Linked DNA regions of Homo sapiens: region 1 is linked to region 2. The links are chromatin contacts, found by Hi-C in ENCODE. All regions are on one chromosome and are shown on one strand. Each heading gives the region's core, a stretch centred on a gene start or an enhancer-like site at or near the end of the contact. The rest is flanking DNA. Distances are from core to core; before and after follow the strand shown.

Evidence for each region. Hi-C counts contacts between places; a loop is a spot of excess contacts on that map. Pooled maps may share reads with other maps.
Region 1: a pooled map shows a loop between it and region 2 (15-fold over the local background). The contact joins the promoter of TMEM138 here to the promoter of CLP1 in region 2. A Hi-C loop is called at or near these places in 5 of 50 pooled maps.

Annotation. Positions count from the first base shown.
Region 1 is chr11:61,360,070-61,363,836 of GRCh38, forward strand. TMEM138 (transmembrane protein 138) reads left to right here and starts at 2,305. Exons shown (of 5, transcript NM_016464.5): 1 at 2,305-2,351. CYB561A3 (cytochrome b561 family member A3) reads right to left here and starts at 1,813. Exons shown (of 7, transcript NM_153611.6): 1 at 1,664-1,813. RefSeq lists enhancers at 1,364-1,583, 1,702-2,423, 1,834-2,323.
Region 2 is chr11:57,656,054-57,659,975 of GRCh38, forward strand. CLP1 (cleavage factor polyribonucleotide kinase subunit 1) reads left to right here and starts at 1,709. Exons shown (of 3, transcript NM_006831.3): 1 at 1,709-1,807; 2 at 3,402-3,922. The coding sequence starts at 3,424. RefSeq lists an enhancer at 1,183-1,352.

The DNA of each region.
Region 1 (3,767 bases), core at 1,055-3,554, 3.7 Mb after region 2:
CATCTCTTAAAAAAAAAAAAAAATTAGCTGGGCGTGATGGCATCCACCTGTAGTCTCAGCTACTCAGGAGGCTGAGGTGGGAGGATGGCTTGAGCCCAGGAGAAGGCTGAAGTGAGCCGAGATCGCACCACTGCACTCTAGCCTGGGCGACAGAGCTAGACTCTGTCTCAAAAACAAAACAAAACAAAAAAACCGTGAAAACTGCAATGCAAATGCTTGAAAATATCCTCTCATTTGTTCTAAGGGCAGGCTGGGCTGTGATCCCAGGGTGTGCTCACTTTGCAGAGCCCCATTCTAAGGGAGCAGTCAGCAAGCTCTTCTGTAAAGGTCCAGGTAGTAAATATTCTAGGCTTTGTAGAGCACATGGTCTGTCACAACTATGTCATCAACTCTGCCCATGCAAGAGCAGCCACATAAACATCTTAACAAATGAGCACCACGGCTGTGTTCCAGTAATATTTATTTATGGACACTGAAGTCTGAGTTTCACATAATTTTCACGTCACAAGATATTATTAACTTCTTGCGAAAAAGGATTCTCCCGGCTGAGCTAAAACAGGTCACATCCAGGGGTAAGAAATGCTAGTTCCCATCCAGCCCTTAGTCTTAGAAAAAGGCTCTACGCAGGCTGGGCGCGGTAGCTCACGCCTGTAATCCCAGCACTTTGGGAAGCCGAGGCGGGCGGATCACATGAGGTCAGGAGTTCGAGACCAGCCTGACCAACATGGAGAAACCCCGTCTCTACTAAAAATACAAAAATTAGCCGGGCGCGGTAGCGGGCGCCTGTAATCCCAGCTACTTGGGAGGCTGAGGCAGGGGAATCGCTTGAACCCGGGAGGCGGAGGTTGCAGTGAGCCGAGATCGTGCCACTGCATTCCAGCCTGGGCGACAGAGTGAGACTCTGTCTCAGAAAAAAAAAAAAGAAAGAAAAAGAAAAAGGCTCTACTCCAAACTCTTGCAGTGTTACTTTTATAATTTAGAACTACAAATAAATGAAGGGGTAGAAAATCAGTTTGTTGCTCTCCCTCCCCGATGGACTGGGGGACTTCAAGAATCTTGAGGACCAGATTTAGGATACAAGCCCTAAACCCTCATCTTACAAATCAAAAACACTGTGACACTGGGGCCCAAAACAAGAAAATGACTTAGCCAAGGTAAGTGGCCGAGCTGGTACAGGAATTCGGGTCCACTCCCTCTCAGCTCTGAGGATTCCTTATTCTCAAAGGTAGCTTCTGTTAAAGTCGGAACATGAGGAGTGAAGGGCTCAATATTCCTGCCAAGGAGGTAGGTGAACAAGTTACCCCTTAGCACCGGAATAATTATAGACCCCGACTTCAGGCTGTGCCTAGGTCCGGCTCAGGTGTCCAAAGAACCGTTCCAGGCACCCGAGGGGTGATCCCTGACTCCTCTGCTGGGTGCTCGTGCCAGCTAACAATGGGTGAAAATTGGGGTGAGGAGCTCCAGGTGCTTTCTGCGTCCTCTGAAGAGCTTTCGTGCCTTTATAACCACCGCGTTGGAAGGAAGAGCGCGGAGAAAGGTGCCCACTTTCTAAAAGAGAAAATTGAGGCCGAGCAAGGGGATCGCGACAGTGCGAAGCGAGATAGCAGCGGAACCAGCATTCGAACCCAGGTCCCTGAACTCCCAGCCCCGGGATCCTTCTCACCCCTAACCACAGTGGGACGAAGTGAGGCCGGGATCTCCGGAACCCGCCTCTCGCTACCAGGCGCCGGAGCTGCCGCTCCCGAGGTTCCTAGGAGATGCAGAAGACACTGCCCTGAATGCCTACAGCCGGCTGGCAATGCCGCCCCAGAGCAGAGCGGCGGGTGCCGCCTCGCCTTCTTATAGGCTCGCAGCACTTCCAGTCGCGCGCGAGGCCTCCTGGGAAGTGAAGTCCGGAGACCAGGGGTGGCCGGCTCCCAGCGCGCCAAGCTGCTAACCCCCTAACTCCCGTTCCTCCTCGGCGTTTCTTCTCCAAGTCCGAAGTCAGGGTCCAGGACTGCTGCGATGCATCAGCCCCGCCTCTCATCCCCCATCCAGAGGAGGCGGAAATGTTCAGGTGAACGCGAAGCCTCCCACTACGAGCCGGCCCTCAGCAAGGCCGTGCGCAGTGTGGGCGGGAGCCCTAAGTCAGCTAGCGGCGACGCTGGGAGGGCCCGGAGCAGGCCGGGCCCCGAACAGCGAAAGCTCCAACATGGCGGCCAGACTGGCCATAGAGCGGGAAGAGAAAGCCGGGGACTAGCAGGCCGCACGGCGCAGACGGGGCCCGCCTCCTCCATTTACTTCCGGAATTTAAAGCCGGCTTCCGGAAGCCGGGACGATGTCCGCATGACAACCGACGTTGGAGTTTGGAGGTGAGAGTGATTGACGAGGAGTGGGTTAAGTGACCAGAAGTCAGAATTTTTGGTGCTGTTGTTTTGGGCTTGGGTTTTATGCTTTGTTGTTGTTTGCCAAGGAAGCCTCGTTTTTAAGTGGATTGGGAAGCGTGAGGAATACTGCCCTAGGTACAAAGGGAAGGCGGCAGGTAGCGGTGGACGAATTAAAGAGCTTCATGAGCTTGTGAGTCTCCACTGCCCTAAACTGGAGGGGATCGTCGTACGTAGAGACAGGCATGGGCGTTTCTGCATAACGGATCCTCAAAACAGCCCTGGATGGTGGCCTATGAGTAGTGGTTAAGAGCACGGGTTTGGCGTCACAGTTATGAAGCCGGGTTCTGCTGACTTGAGACCTGGAGGAATGCCTTGAGCTCTGACTTCTGTGTCCTTTCCTGTAGAATAGGAATAATTCCCACCTTGCAGACTTGTAGGGAGGATTAAAGGAAACGATCTTGGTTGACAAGTTTATCGTGGTGTGAGTACCTAGGTAGTAGCTATCAGTGTTATTTAATGCGGCCGGGCGCAGTGGCTCACGCCTGTAATCCCAGCACTTTGGGAGGCCGAGGCGGGAGGATCACGAGGTCAGGAGATCGAGACCATCCTGGCTAACATGGTGAAACCCCGTCTCTACTAAAAATACAAAAAATTAGCCAGGCGTGGTGGCACGCACCTGTAGTCCCAGCTACTTGGGAGGCTGAGGCAGGAGAATCGCTTGAACCCGAGAGGCGGAGGTTGCAGTGAGCCAAGATCATGCCACTGCACTCCAGCCTGGCGACAGAGCGAGACACTCTCTCTCTCTCTAAAATTTAATGAATGAGGAAACCGCGAACATATGTCCAATAAGGTGGGACTTCACCAGCTGAGGTGGAGGAGGTGCCTTAACCTTCCGGAGCCTCTGTGTAAAATGGGGATAATATACATTGTAATGGCTACTTCTCAAGATGGTTGTAGGATTACGTAAGGTTAGAAATATGAAAAGAGCTTATAAATTGCAAAACATTTTACCGATGCTAATTTAATCGCTAACACTCCAGAGCATTTTGAAATTTCTTTATAGATTTGGCACAGCAGCGGGTCATAGGACACCCCCAGAGCAACTTGTGGGTCTTGGAATAGATGAAAAGAAACAACTGCCACTGTGTTGCAACCATAACCCTAAAGATAAAGCTTTCCAGGAGACCCCTGTTTCCTCTCTGCTTTTTCTGCCTAGGGCACTTCACACTTCTTTGCTGGCATTTTTCCTGCCTAGTTAAATACTAGTCTATCAATTATGTAAGAGACAGCTTAGTCCAGTAGTTAAGAGCACAGACTGTGGACCCGTGCAGCCTGCATCTGAATACTAGCTCTGCCACTTACTAACGACGTGACCTTGGACAAATTATTTTACCTCTCTTG
Region 2 (3,922 bases), core at 459-2,958:
CTGACCTCGTGATCCACCCACCTCGGCCTCCCAAAGTGCTGGGATTACAGGCGTGAGCCACCACGCCCTGCCTTAAATGTGATTTTTTTTGTGAGACAGAGTCTCACTCTGTTGCCTAGGCTGGTGTGCAGTGGCGTGATCTCAGTTCACTGCAACCTCCGCCTCCCCGGTTCAAGCGATTCTCCTGCCTCAGCCTCCCAAGTAGCCGGGATTACAGGCGCCCGCCACCACGCCTAGCTAATTTTTGTATTTTTAGTATAGATGGGGTTTCACCATGTTGGTCAGGCTGGTCTCGAACTCCTGACCTCAGGTGATCCGCCCGTCTCGGCCTCCCAAAGTGCTGAGACTGCAGGCGTGAGCCACCGCGCCTGGCCTAAATGTTTACTATTATTATAACCGGACTCAGAAACTCTGGGTTTGAGTCCTAGCTCTACCAATGGCTGTTAATGTTTGGGCAAACCTCTGCACCTATCTGAGTCTCCTCCCCCATCTGAAATTGGATATAATAAAGCTGTCTTTACAGGGTGGCTGTGAAAGAAGATGCCTGAAAGGGATCTGAAAAATGTTAAGTATTGCACGAATGAATGATATTATAGCCCCTTCCGCCCCAGCCTATAATAAAAACGTAAAAGCTGATATCAGATTTTTTTCTATATTACAGGCATTGTACTTAGTACTTTACAGGCACATTCCTGCAATCGTCAAAACAACTTTAGGAGGTTGGGCACTGTTATTATCCCAACTTTGCAGACAAAAAACGATATCACGCTTGAGCCCAGGAGGTCGAGGCTGCAGTGAGCCATGTTCGCGGCACTGTACTCCAACCTGGGCGAGAGAGTGAGACCCTGTCTCAAAAACAAAAAGAAAAAAAAAAACGATCTCAGAGAGATGAAGCCTGTGATTTGCTCAAAGTCACACAGTAATGTAAGCAGTATAGCAAATAATATAAGATTCCAAAGCCCAAGGTAGTAAAAAGAGGATTATAGACGTGGTGGAACCTGTTGGCTGCGGGGCAAATGACTGACCTGTAACTGTCAGGGATTTATGGAGGGAAATGAGTGCCTAACAAAAATCCTCGTTTAGTGGGAGAGAGGTTGTTGGGTAATGACTGACTTGTAGCTGGAAGAAATCATCGGATTTTTATTCTTTTATTAAAGAAAAAAAATTTGAAATGCCTTCCATGTGCCAAGCACTGTGTCAGGTGGGAGATGACAGCTTGGTGAAACCTCTGTCAGGCTGTCTTCCTCCGCTTTCTCTATCCCTGGGTTTCCCCCTGCCTAAAAAGGATTTTGTGCTTCGTGGCTTGTCCAGGCAAGCAGGCCGTCGCGGGACCTAGACCGAGACAGTGAGTCTCTCTTTCTCCCGGGCCTCCCTTCTGTTTCCTGGGCTGCAGGGGAGCAGGAAATCTGGGGCGAGATTCCCGCCGCGGACGCGCACTGCCGAAGCCTGGTCCCTCGACCTGTCCCTGCCCAGCGCGGGGGCGCAACCGCCACGCCTCCTCACCCCTCCCTCCGGCTGCACGAATAATGACAACAGCCGCCCCTCCCACCTTTGGCGTCACGTTCAAAACAATCCTTTGACTACAACTCCCAGAAGGCCGAGCGGCTTAGCGAGTGCACCCGCTCTCGGCTGCTCCGGCAAACTACACATCCCAAAGGGCAGCGCGCGACCGCGTGTCCTTTCACAGCGCAAGTGCGGAACTGCGTTTGTTTCCGGCGTGGGTCCGGGCAAGAACCGCTTGTAGTTTGGTTTAAATTCTGCACGGGAGGACCTTCTGAGTTTACCTGTTGGGCTCCTGGCTGCGCAGGTGAGTTAAAAAAAGGGCAGGAACACAACTGTCACCTCCTTGGGGTCTGGGGACATTTTGGTGTCTGGGGAGATTTTGGTGTCTTGGGGAGATTTTGGTGTCTGGGAAGGTTGGGACAAATGCTGGAGCTAGAGCTGCAGTCCAGGATCAGAAATAATTCATATCGTTTCCTTGCCGTTTTCTAGTTTACGAAGTGCTTTTTTTTCCTCCCACAATTCCTGTAAACCCCAAGAACAACACTGTATTTGAGGAAGTGTAAGTGCTTCCAGTCGACAGCTTCAAAGGTTCAGAGAAGTTAAGTGATTGTCTAAAGACACTACTAGTAGTTACAGAGACGAGGATTAGGCTGTTTTCTGAGTTCAGACCCGGTGTGCTCTGCTTTGCATCCGTATTTCAGACGCCCTTTCCTGTTGACTAGGATGATTGGGGTCAGGGCATCTGTTACCTTCTCAAGTTTGGAGTTTACCAATAGAGTGATGGAGGGTGATATAATTAAATCTTCTGTCAGTCTGTAGGTATGGTTTTTCTCTGATGTCTGAGACATTAATTCACTCAATGTATTGAGGTGCCTACAGTCTGTCAAGCTGTATTCTAAGCAGTATATAGTATCAAACAAAAATGCCTAAGTCTTACATTTTGGGGTGGAGGAGGCGGGGAAGACACAATATATAGTGAGACCGATGGTGATAAGAAATATGGAGAGAATTAAAGCAAGGTAAGGGGAAACATTCATTGTATGTTTTTATTATTTATTTATTTATTTGTTTATTTTATTTTATTTTTTTTTGAGACAGAGCCTTGGTCTGTCACCCAGGCGGGAGTACAGTGGCATGATCTCGCCTCACTGCAACCCTGCAACCTCCACCTCCTGGGTTCAAGCGATTCTCCTGACTCAGTCTCCTGAGTAGCTGGGACTACAGGCGCCCACCATTATGCCTGGCTAATTTTTGTATTTTTTAGTAAATACTGAGATTTCACCATGTTGGCCAAGCTGGTCTTGAACTCCTGACCTCAGGTGATCCACCCACCTTGGCCTCCCAAAGTGCTGGGATTACAGGCGTGAGCCACCAGGCCTGGCCAATATTTGCATTTTTTCTACAGACGGGGTTTCACCATGTTGCCCAGGCTGGTCTTGTACTTCTGAGCTCAGGGGATCTGCCCAACTCAGCGCCCCAAAGTGCTGAAATTACAGGCCTAAGCCACTGTGCCTGGCCCATTGGATGATTTTTTTTTTTTTTTTTGAGATGGAGTCTTGCTCTGTTGCCCAGGCTAGCATGCAGTGGCACAATCTCGGGTCACTGCAGCCTCTGCCACCTGGGTTCAAGCGATTCTCCTGCCTTGGCCTCCCAAAGAGCTGGGATTACAGGCACCCTCCACCATGCCCGGCTAATTTTTTTTTTGTATGTTTAGTAGAGACAGGGTTTCACCATGTTGGCCAGGCTAGTCTTGAACTCCTGACCTCAAGTGATCCAGCCACCTCGGCTTCCCAAAGTGCTGGGATTACAGGCGTGAGCCACCATGCCTGGCCCCATTGGATGTTTTTGTAACAGAAGACTGACTTATAATTAGATCTGATATTTAATTTGTGTTCTAGGCACAGCAGCTACACAGAAGAGATGGGAGAAGAGGCTAATGATGACAAGAAGCCAACCACTAAATTTGAACTAGAGCGAGAAACAGAACTTCGCTTTGAGGTGGAGGCATCTCAGTCAGTTCAGTTGGAGTTGTTGACTGGCATGGCAGAGATCTTTGGCACAGAGCTGACCCGAAACAAGAAATTCACCTTTGATGCTGGTGCCAAGGTGGCTGTTTTCACTTGGCATGGCTGTTCTGTGCAACTGAGCGGCCGCACTGAGGTGGCTTATGTCTCCAAGGACACTCCTATGTTGCTTTACCTCAACACTCACACAGCCTTGGAACAGATGCGGAGGCAAGCGGAAAAGGAAGAAGAGCGAGGTCCCCGAGTGATGGTAGTGGGCCCCACTGATGTGGGCAAGTCTACAGTGTGTCGCCTTCTGCTCAACTACGCAGTGCGTTTGGGCCGCCGTCCCACTTATGTGGAGCTGGATGTGGGCCAGGGTTCTGTGTCCATCCCTGGTACCATGGGGGCCCTCT